Regions from separate parts of the Mus musculus genome. Here region 2 is linked to region 1. The links are chromatin contacts, found by Hi-C or POLR2A ChIA-PET in ENCODE. All regions are on one chromosome and are shown on one strand. Each heading gives the region's core, a stretch centred on a gene start or an enhancer-like site at or near the end of the contact. The rest is flanking DNA. Distances are from core to core; before and after follow the strand shown. Region 1 holds the start of Dppa5a (developmental pluripotency associated 5A). Region 2 has its middle 47 kb from the start of Eef1a1.

Evidence for each region. A loop is a pair of places that touch in the nucleus more often than their neighbours do. ChIA-PET counts read pairs that join two places held with the same protein, here RNA polymerase II (POLR2A).
Region 2: a loop to region 1 is called in a map of CH12.LX, with 2.8 times the contacts of the local background. The contact joins the enhancer-like site here to the promoter of Dppa5a in region 1. A Hi-C loop is called at or near these places in 1 of 37 maps with a recorded cell type or tissue (CH12.LX). POLR2A ChIA-PET finds 5 or more read pairs at or near these places in 4 of 5 experiments (Patski and embryonic stem cell).

What each region holds. Positions count from the first base shown.
Region 1 is chr9:78,366,474-78,370,760 of GRCm38, reverse strand. Dppa5a (developmental pluripotency associated 5A) reads left to right here and starts at 2,562. Exons shown (of 3, transcript NM_025274.3): 1 at 2,562-2,776; 2 at 2,858-3,040; 3 at 3,467-3,709. The coding sequence starts at 2,662. The coding sequence ends at 3,525. RefSeq lists an enhancer at 483-2,261 and cis regulatory regions at 1-2,425, 1-2,425.
Region 2 is chr9:78,526,083-78,530,369 of GRCm38, reverse strand. No RefSeq gene overlaps it. Among named protein-coding and RNA genes, the nearest start is that of Eef1a1, 47 kb to the right of the region's middle. Within about 2 kb of position 2,394, at least 1 of the 3 ENCODE cell types and tissues checked has a DNase peak (open chromatin) inside an H3K27ac peak, as active enhancers do.

The DNA.
Region 1 (4,287 bases), core at 1,313-3,812:
GTCATCAACAAATTCCCTTTCTCTATAGAGACTACCTATAAGTTCTGTGACTCTAGAGAACCCTGACTAGTACCTGGTTCCTGTGTTTAGCTAGTATACGTGGCTCACTAGCCAAACGGAATATGCTCTTTGTTTTTTTTTTTTATTTTAATAGGAAGGAGGGAAAAAAGAAGACTTGATGGCTCCACCTTTTGGCACAGAAGTTGGGGAGCTGTGTGTGTATGGGTACTAAGGATGGCATGAAAAGGGGGCCCCAGGCACTGGAAAGGAGAGGCTTTCTCTGTGACACACCCCAAATATCTGAGTATCTGTAGGTGTCAGGAACTTCTCTTTCTGGCCTACTCAGCAAGCATCGAGGCAACCTTCTTTCACTCTTCGGGCAAAGTCTCCCAGCCCCTGCAATAATGCCCCTTGTTGATGAAGATAGTGTTTAAGCCTCTAGAGAATAGCCCATACAGTGAGGCCCAGATTGGAGTTAGAGGCCAGCACAGTAGCACAAGTTACATGAGATCCTGTCAAAACCACACACACACACACACACACACACACACAGAGTTTGTGCAGGATTGCCTCTAATAACTTTTTAAAATTGAGGACATAGCCGGGCGTGGTGGCACACGCCTTTAATCCCAGCACTCGGGAGGCAGAGGCAGACGGATTTCTCGGTTCCTAGCCAGTCTGGTCTACAGAGTTCTGGGATAGCCCAGGCTACACTGTGAAACCCTGACTTGAAAAACCGGTGATGGGGGTTGGGGGTTGGGAATATCCAGTTTCCCAGTGCTCAGATGCCCCTCCAACCAAAGAAATTAGAGATGAAGACTTGTAAGTTATGATGGTTTAGACACTCCCCCTCCAAGTGTCTTGTTTTTTTTTGTTTGTTTGTTTTTTTTTTTTTTTAGCAAACTGATACTGTATAGTACATCCATTTTCTCTTTCAATTAAAAAGTCAAGAGATTGGGTGGTGGTGGTGGTGGTGTGAATCCCAATCTTGGAAAACAACAAAAATACCAAGGATGGCTGAGATGGTTCAAGTGGGTAGAGGAACTTGTCCGTAGTTCAAGTTTTAGAACCCACATTGTGGAGGGAAAGAAACAACTTCTAGGTTGTCCTCCACACTAAGCGCATGTAACAGGTTTCAAATCCCAGACAAATGGCTGAGGTGCCTATTTAACACAACAAATGGAACCTGACCTCTTGGCTCTGCCTGCATTCTTCCTCCCCAGAGTCTAGCATATCCTGCCCCCTGCCTACCTAAAACTTCTCTAGTCCAGGGACTGGGCTGCCCTTCCCAGTGCCCTTCCCTATACACTCCACCTATTGTGGTTACCAGGCCTTGGTGTTTACTTTCTTGGCCACTTTGTCCATCATACCTAAGAGTAGTCATGTTCTGTCCATTTTATTTATCTTTTTCATCTATAACCTCCTACACTATATAAATATATATCAAAACTACAGAAGAGTTGAGGGTATAGACACTTGGAGAGAGGTGAGCAGTTAGAAAGGATTACTGCTTTTCCAGGAGATCCAAATTTAAGTCCTTAGTGCCTATGTAGTCCTGTAAGTCTCAGGGATTCTGACCTCTGGCCTCCACACCACCTAAATTGACACCACACAGGTGTTCTTAATGACTGAGCCAGCTCTCAAGTTCCCACTTTTGTTGTTGTGGAAACGGGGGTCTCCACAGCACAGCCTCGCCTGGCTTTGAACCCAGGCTTCTTCTACCTCCCAAGTGTTTACTCCAGACACTCTGTAGACATTTCTAAACAATTTTGTAATGCTGTTCACATTTGTTTATTTTCTTCCTTGCATTGAAATAGTCGTTGAGTCCAGAACATTAGCACATTTAATGCCCTTCTATCTAATTTAAAGGGGGGGGGGCTCTCTCACTCTTTACATGACAATTGACCAGCTTTGTCTCATCTTCTCTATTGTAAAGCATTGCCCTAAGATTTCCAGGCCTGCACATGCCTTTAATCCCAGCACTTGGAGGCAGAGGCAGGCAGATTTCTGAGTTCAAGGCCAGCCTGATCTACAGAGTGAGTTTCAGAACAGCCAGGGCTACACAGAGAAAAACCATCCAAACCAGGGCCTTGAAGGAAGATAGTGGGTACACTTTAAAGACACCTAGAGCTTTAGGTGGAAAGAATAAAATTCCAATTTTCCTTTTCATTTTTATTAAATGACAAGAATCATTGTTGAGTTCTTGGGAGTTGCTTTGGCATCTGACAAAATGAGATCCCAGTATCTGATTCTTTCGGGATGGGAAAAGCTATAGTCTTTTAGAAGTCTTTGAACTTTCCAGCGTGGATTCTCCACTTTTTTGGGGTTCAGACCCCGTCAGTTCCCAGAGGAAGGTCACCAGCACTGACTTCTATTCCCAAGACCCCCCCCCACCCCCACCCCCACCCCCAGATTCGAATACACATACAGGCGACAAACCTAGTTAGCTTGAATCAGGCAGGCGGCCTGCCTTAGTCTCCCCAGGGGCATAGCCTGCGGGAGCCGCCTGGGATTGGGCCCCATAGGAGGCGGGCCCTAGTGGGCGTGGTCTAGTAAAACACCGCCCACACAGGTACTAAAACTTCCTGAACCTGGAGCTGTGGGCCGTGCGTGGTGGATAAGCTTGATCTCGTCTTCCCTGAAGTCTGGTTCCTTGGCAGGATGATGGTGACCCTCGTGACCCGTAAAGATATCCCCCCGTGGGTGAAAGTTCCTGAAGACCTGAAAGATCCAGAAGTATTCCAGGTCCAGTCGCTGGTGCTGAAATATCTGTTTGGTGAGTAGCTACTCTTGACCTCGCTGCCAAGGCCCAAAGCTCCGGGTCTTGGAACTATGCTCATTGCCTTTCCCCGGACAGGCCCACAGGGATCTCGAATGTCTCACATCGAGCAGGTGAGCCAGGCCATGTTTGAGCTGAAGAACCTGGAATCTCCCGAAGAACTTATCGAGGTCTTCATTTACGGCTCTCAAAACAACAAGATTCGGGCTAAATGGATGCTTCAGTCCATGGCTGAGAGGTACCACCTGCGCCAGCAAAAAGGTGAGAGTCTCTAACAGGTGCCCTGAACCAAGGTGCGGTGGAGTAGCCTCCTGCCTCCACCGAGTTTACCTCCCTTTTCACATCTCCACTGCTTGCATCCCTCTGAGGATGCCTTACTTTTGGGCATCACCTGGGACTCCTCCTTGGTCTCTAGGCCGTCTCTGACAACCTTTTGGGAGTTCGGGGGCCCAGACGTAAGTCTTAAGGTGAGAAGGGGTAGGGACTTATCCCTCTGGGCAGGGTTATCTGAGGTAACCCTGCCCCACCCCACTCCCATCTCCAGGTTTCTAGGAGAACGTTAGAACTGGCCCAGTGGAGCCCTGGTTCTAATTAGAGGTCCACAAAAACATGCTTAAAGAGCTGGTGAATCATGCGGCCTTCCTCCTGTTCCATGACACTTAATCCTGTTTGGTGTTTCTCACGCAGGAGTGCTGAAGCTGGAGGAATCCATGAAGACCCTGGAGCTAGGCCAGTGTATCGAGTGAAGCCAGTTTCCAGTCCTTGTGTCTCCGACCTGGATGCAGGTTAAGCTGTGGCCAGTGTTTGGTTCTGGCGGGATTTTTAGCTTTGTTACATCCTAGCAAGATATTCCTGGATCCCTGCTGCGCATTCTGATGTGAATCCCAAGGTTACCACTCTAAATAAAAAATAAAATTGAAGTGATTAAAATGTGCGTCGTCATTAAAATATGAAAAGAGCCAGTACCCTTTTCCCGGTGTCCGTTTGAATCCTTGTAAATGCCTGAACAGATTATAGCCTGTGGAATCTTAAGCTTAGGCATCCACCCTGTTGTGAAACACTGTCTAGTTTGTAACATGGAATGTGAATTGCTGCCTTAGGGGAAGTGGGACTTGTGAGGGTTGAAGAGCCACCAAAGTAGGTTTTCAGTTTACCCTAATTGAGACCAGTTTGATAGTTAACGTGGAATAAATCCCATGTGGGGAGCTTTCTGGCTTTATGACCTAAGGCAAATTGTTTAATCCCTGTTCCTGGTCCATCTTCTTGGGAGGCAGGAGGATATCTGGAGTTCATGACCAGTCTTAACTACAAAGCAAGTTCTAGGCCAGTTTGGGCTAAGTGGGACCCTATCTCCAAACAAAGCTTTGTATGTGATTCTATACATTTAACACCTACGTGTAGGAGACTTAAGAACAAGTACGTGTAGCAAGTGCTATTGACAGCAGTGGGAGAAAACCCTCGTCTGTGGAGAGAAGTCTGTGTTTCCAGCGCATAACTGCTCTCCCTTT
Region 2 (4,287 bases), core at 1,145-3,644, 160 kb before region 1:
ATGCAAGGTTGCCAGAGGCAGCCCCGGCCCATAATCCCCCCCCCCAAAAAAAAGTGACAACTTTCCAAGGGCACTCACACAAGTGAGAGTAAGTCATAAACACTTTATTTAGAGGGGCAGAAGGGGAGTGAGATGAAGGAGGAGGGGACTGAAATAAAAAGACTGGGGCTGGGGAGATGGCTCGGTGGTTAAGAGCATGGACTGCTCTTCCGAAAGTCCTGAGTTCAAATCCCAGCAACCACATGGTGGCTCACAGCCATCTGTAATGAGATGACACCCTCTGTAGGGGTGTCTGAAGACAGCTACAGTGTACTTATGTATAATAACAAATAAATCTTCGAGCGGAGAGAGAGGGGCCGAAGAGAGAAGAAAACGTGTCTTAAGACAGCTACAGTGTACTTAAATAAATCTTTTTAAAAAGGAAAAGGAAATAAAAAGGCTGAGGGTGCAGTGGTGAGAGCAGTGGAGGAGGGGACAGATGAGGGAGGCCTTTAATCCCAGCACTGCAGGAGACCCACTCAGGAAGGAACAGGAAAGAAGATTGCTATAACTTTCAAGTCAGCCTGGTTCACATAGCAAGATTCCAGGCTAGCCAGGGATACCCTGATGAGACCCTACATCAGAAGAAAAAAATAAAAAATAATGAGACTGGGATGTAAGTGGTTGTGCTCTGTGGTGGTTTCAGTGGGAATGGTCCCCATAGGCCCCTGTATCGGAACCTTTGGTTCTCAGTAGACTGTTTAGGAAAGAGTAGGAGGTGTGTCACCGGATTGTCAGTGTATTAAAGCTGGGCAGGGAGAAAAGCTTTCTGATTTTATTCCCTCTGAGTTCATATTTTACAAGGCATATGAATTATTTTGGTAATTAAAAAAAAAATGTGCCGGGCAGTGGTGGCACACGCCTTTAATCCCAGCACTCGGGAGGCAGAGGCAGGCGGATTTCTGAGTTTGAGGCCAGCCTGGTCTACAAAGTGAGTTCCAGGACAGCCAGGGCTATACAGAGAAACCCTGTCTCGAAAAACCAAAAAAGAAAAAGTCTCAAAAAACAAAATTAATGTTATTAGTGTTATTTTTTATAATGACTACTGAGATTTAACTCACATCCCACCCAACTCACCTTTTGAAAGTGTATAGCTAAAATCGGGGTTGTGGCTCAGGGCAGAATGTTTATCAGGCACGTGGAAGGCACTGTCTGGCGGCACGAGCCCAGCACCGCACACAGTGCAGAATTCAGTGGCTTTTCTTACCCTGTCCTGCCATTTTGCTTTATCCACTTATCCCTGGGGGGACTTAGGGTTCTCTAGTTCGAGGACGTTGTTAATAAAGCTGGTGTGAGTTGCTAAGAGACAATTCAGTAGATAAAGATGCTTGCTGAAGCCGGGCGTGGTGGTGCACGCCTTTAATCCCAGCACTCGGGACGCAGAGGCAGGCGGATTTCTGAGTTCGAGGACAGCCTGGTCTACAAAGTGAGTTCCAGGGACAGCCAGGGCTACACAGAAAAAACCTGTCTCGAAAAACAAAAAAAAAAAAAAAAAAAGATGCTTGCTGAAAAGCCTGAGTTCCATCCCAGGCACCACGAGAGGAGGGACTCTCATCACACACACACACTACGTAATTTAGAAATGATTTTTTTTAATAATGCTGATAAGTACACTCATGTGTAGACATTCTGTATTCCCAAAACAAAAACTATTAAGACAGACCAAACAAAACGTTAAAAGCATTTGTGAATAGTGAAGGAGGGATTAGGTTTTCTCTTCTAAATTTTCATTTTATCTTGTTGAGACTGGGTCTCCTACATCCAAGGCTGCCCTTCAGTCCCTGACCTTGCTGCTTCCACCTCACAAAAGCCAAGACCTCAGGCCTGTGCCACCAGAACTCCTTTATTTAACTAGAATGTTTGGAAATTAAAAAGAAAAATCAATCATGGGGGGGGGGGGCGGGGGGAGGACCGTCAGGGTCAATCTGGAACTGACTAAAGGCTAAGAAAGCCAAAGCAGGCCTCTCTGGCGCTGGGCTTTAAGTGCCTGCACCCTCGGGCATCGCCGGTTTGGCTAGGCTGTAAAGTGGCACTGTGGGACAAAGTGGCACTTGTTGATATTCACGGCAGCCACGGGCCTTGCCAAATGGCTGATTTACTTTGCCTGGAGTTTGTCCCTCAGCTCTGCCTCTTCCTACACTCTCTTACCCCAGTATAAAGCCCTTCTTTTTTAATGTTTTTTTTTTTCTAATAACCACATTTTTCTATTTTGAAACAGTTTCAGGAAATCCAAACTGGCCTCAAACTGACTCTGTAATGAGGGCTGGCCTGGATCCCCCTGCCTCCACCTGGCGGCAAGTGCTGGGATTGCAAGCATGCCACACCACGCCCAGACAGTCATTCATTCACGCATTCGTTATTTATTTACTTATTTTAATAATTTAAGTCCGTGTGTGAAGGTCAGAAGACAGCTTATTGAAACCGGTTTTCGGTTTCCGCCTTCCCAAGGGACTGAACCCAGGTCTTCAGGCTTGATAGAAGCTCCTTTACCCTTGGAGCCACCGAGCCTGTCCAAAGATTTTTAAGAGAACTATTTTTAAAACACACAAACGCTCTTCTCTTCTGACGCTTGGGACTTACGACAGGTTCCATGCCGCACTCACCTTCCGCGTGAATTTTTTGACACCCCCCCCCCGGCCCCCCAGAAACTCGGATTTGCCCCACGGCAGCGGGCGTTTCCCCTGGGGGAGGAGCAAGAAGAGCTTACAGCACTCGGGAAGCACGAGTTTGACTCATGCCTTAGCGGACTCAGGAAACCCGATTAGCAAAACCTAGATTTCTTTGTCTGGAGAAAGGAGATGACTCACAGAAACCACGTGCAAAAGAAAGGCATTTAAAAGGGCTCGATGGAAAGTCACTGCGGGCTGGGGAGCCCCTGGCGTCACCCGCCCGCGCTCCCGCCTCTGGCCGCTGGAGGCAGCAGGGTCACGAGGCAAAAAGACTTTCCTGACCCTTGCTTCTCAGTTTTTGTTCTAAAAGGCAATGTTAGCTCCTAACCGCAATTCTGGCCAAGTGTGGTGACTTTGAAACCAAACCTGGAGCCACAATGTTGTTAAAGAGCCACGTTGTTATTAAGTCTCCATACCTTACAAGAATAAATTTGTTTCCTAAGCCTAATAATGTATTCTACAAACCATGTTTTTCAACCTGTGCTTAACTTGTAACCCCATGATGTATATACCCTTTGTAAATCCCTTTGCCTTGCTAAACCCCTGAATCTGTAAGCTATGATTGCCCTTTTGCCTTACGGAAATGTTTTTCCAGATACCTTGATGAGTGCCCTTCCACACCCCACAGACTGCCTTAGGTCCTGAGTAGCCCCTCTCCTCCACCACCATGTCCCCACCCCAACTTCTATGTCCAGGGGCTAACAGCCAATTATCTCAACAGCTCTTCTCTATCAACCCTAACCCTTCCACATATAAGAGACCTCAAAAGCCAGTGAGGGGATGTTCTGAGACCCGAACTTAGGGAAAGTGCACAGTCTAAACACAGCTTGCTTTAATCAGACAGTCGTCGAAATAGTTTTTTTCTCCGGTCTAAGGTTGACCCACATTTTAAACCCCAACACTAGGAAGGCACAAAGGGCCATTTCTGTGGATTCCAGGCCAGCCTTGTGTACATAGCAAATTACAGCCCAGGCTACATAGACCCTGTCTCGAAACAATATTGCCTTTAATCCCAACTCTAAGATCAGGTGTTGAAAGTCATCCTCAACTACATAGTGAGTTTGAGACCAAAACTGCAGGGCCCCATACACAGAATAGGAGCCTGGCATGGTTACATATGTCTACAATACCCAAGTGTAAACAGGTGAAGTTAGAAGACTGCAAATTTGTGGCTAGCCTGGACTACAAATAGAAACCACGTCTCAAAATGGAACAAAATCAAGAACTCCACCTCTGAAACCTTTGGCCCCATTCCCACTATAGCTGAAGGCCAGCATGGATCTCAGTACAGAACTGGCTTTTCTGCCAAGAACAGGGACTTCAGAAAGAAGTTGGCTGAGGCCTGGAAGTTAGAAGGTGGTTCCTTAAAAATGCAGTCAGTTGTTTAATAGAGAATTTGCTGTCTTTGGGATTTCTCCTGCAGAACTTTCGAGGAGTAGAGAAGCTTCAGCCAATATTGAGAAAGCCAATAGAAGTCAGACATGGTGGATGGACCATTCCTGCAATCCTAGCACTTGGGGTGTAGAGAAAGGTGTGCTAGCTCAGAATCAGCTAGGACTACAGTCTTAGGCCAGCCTTG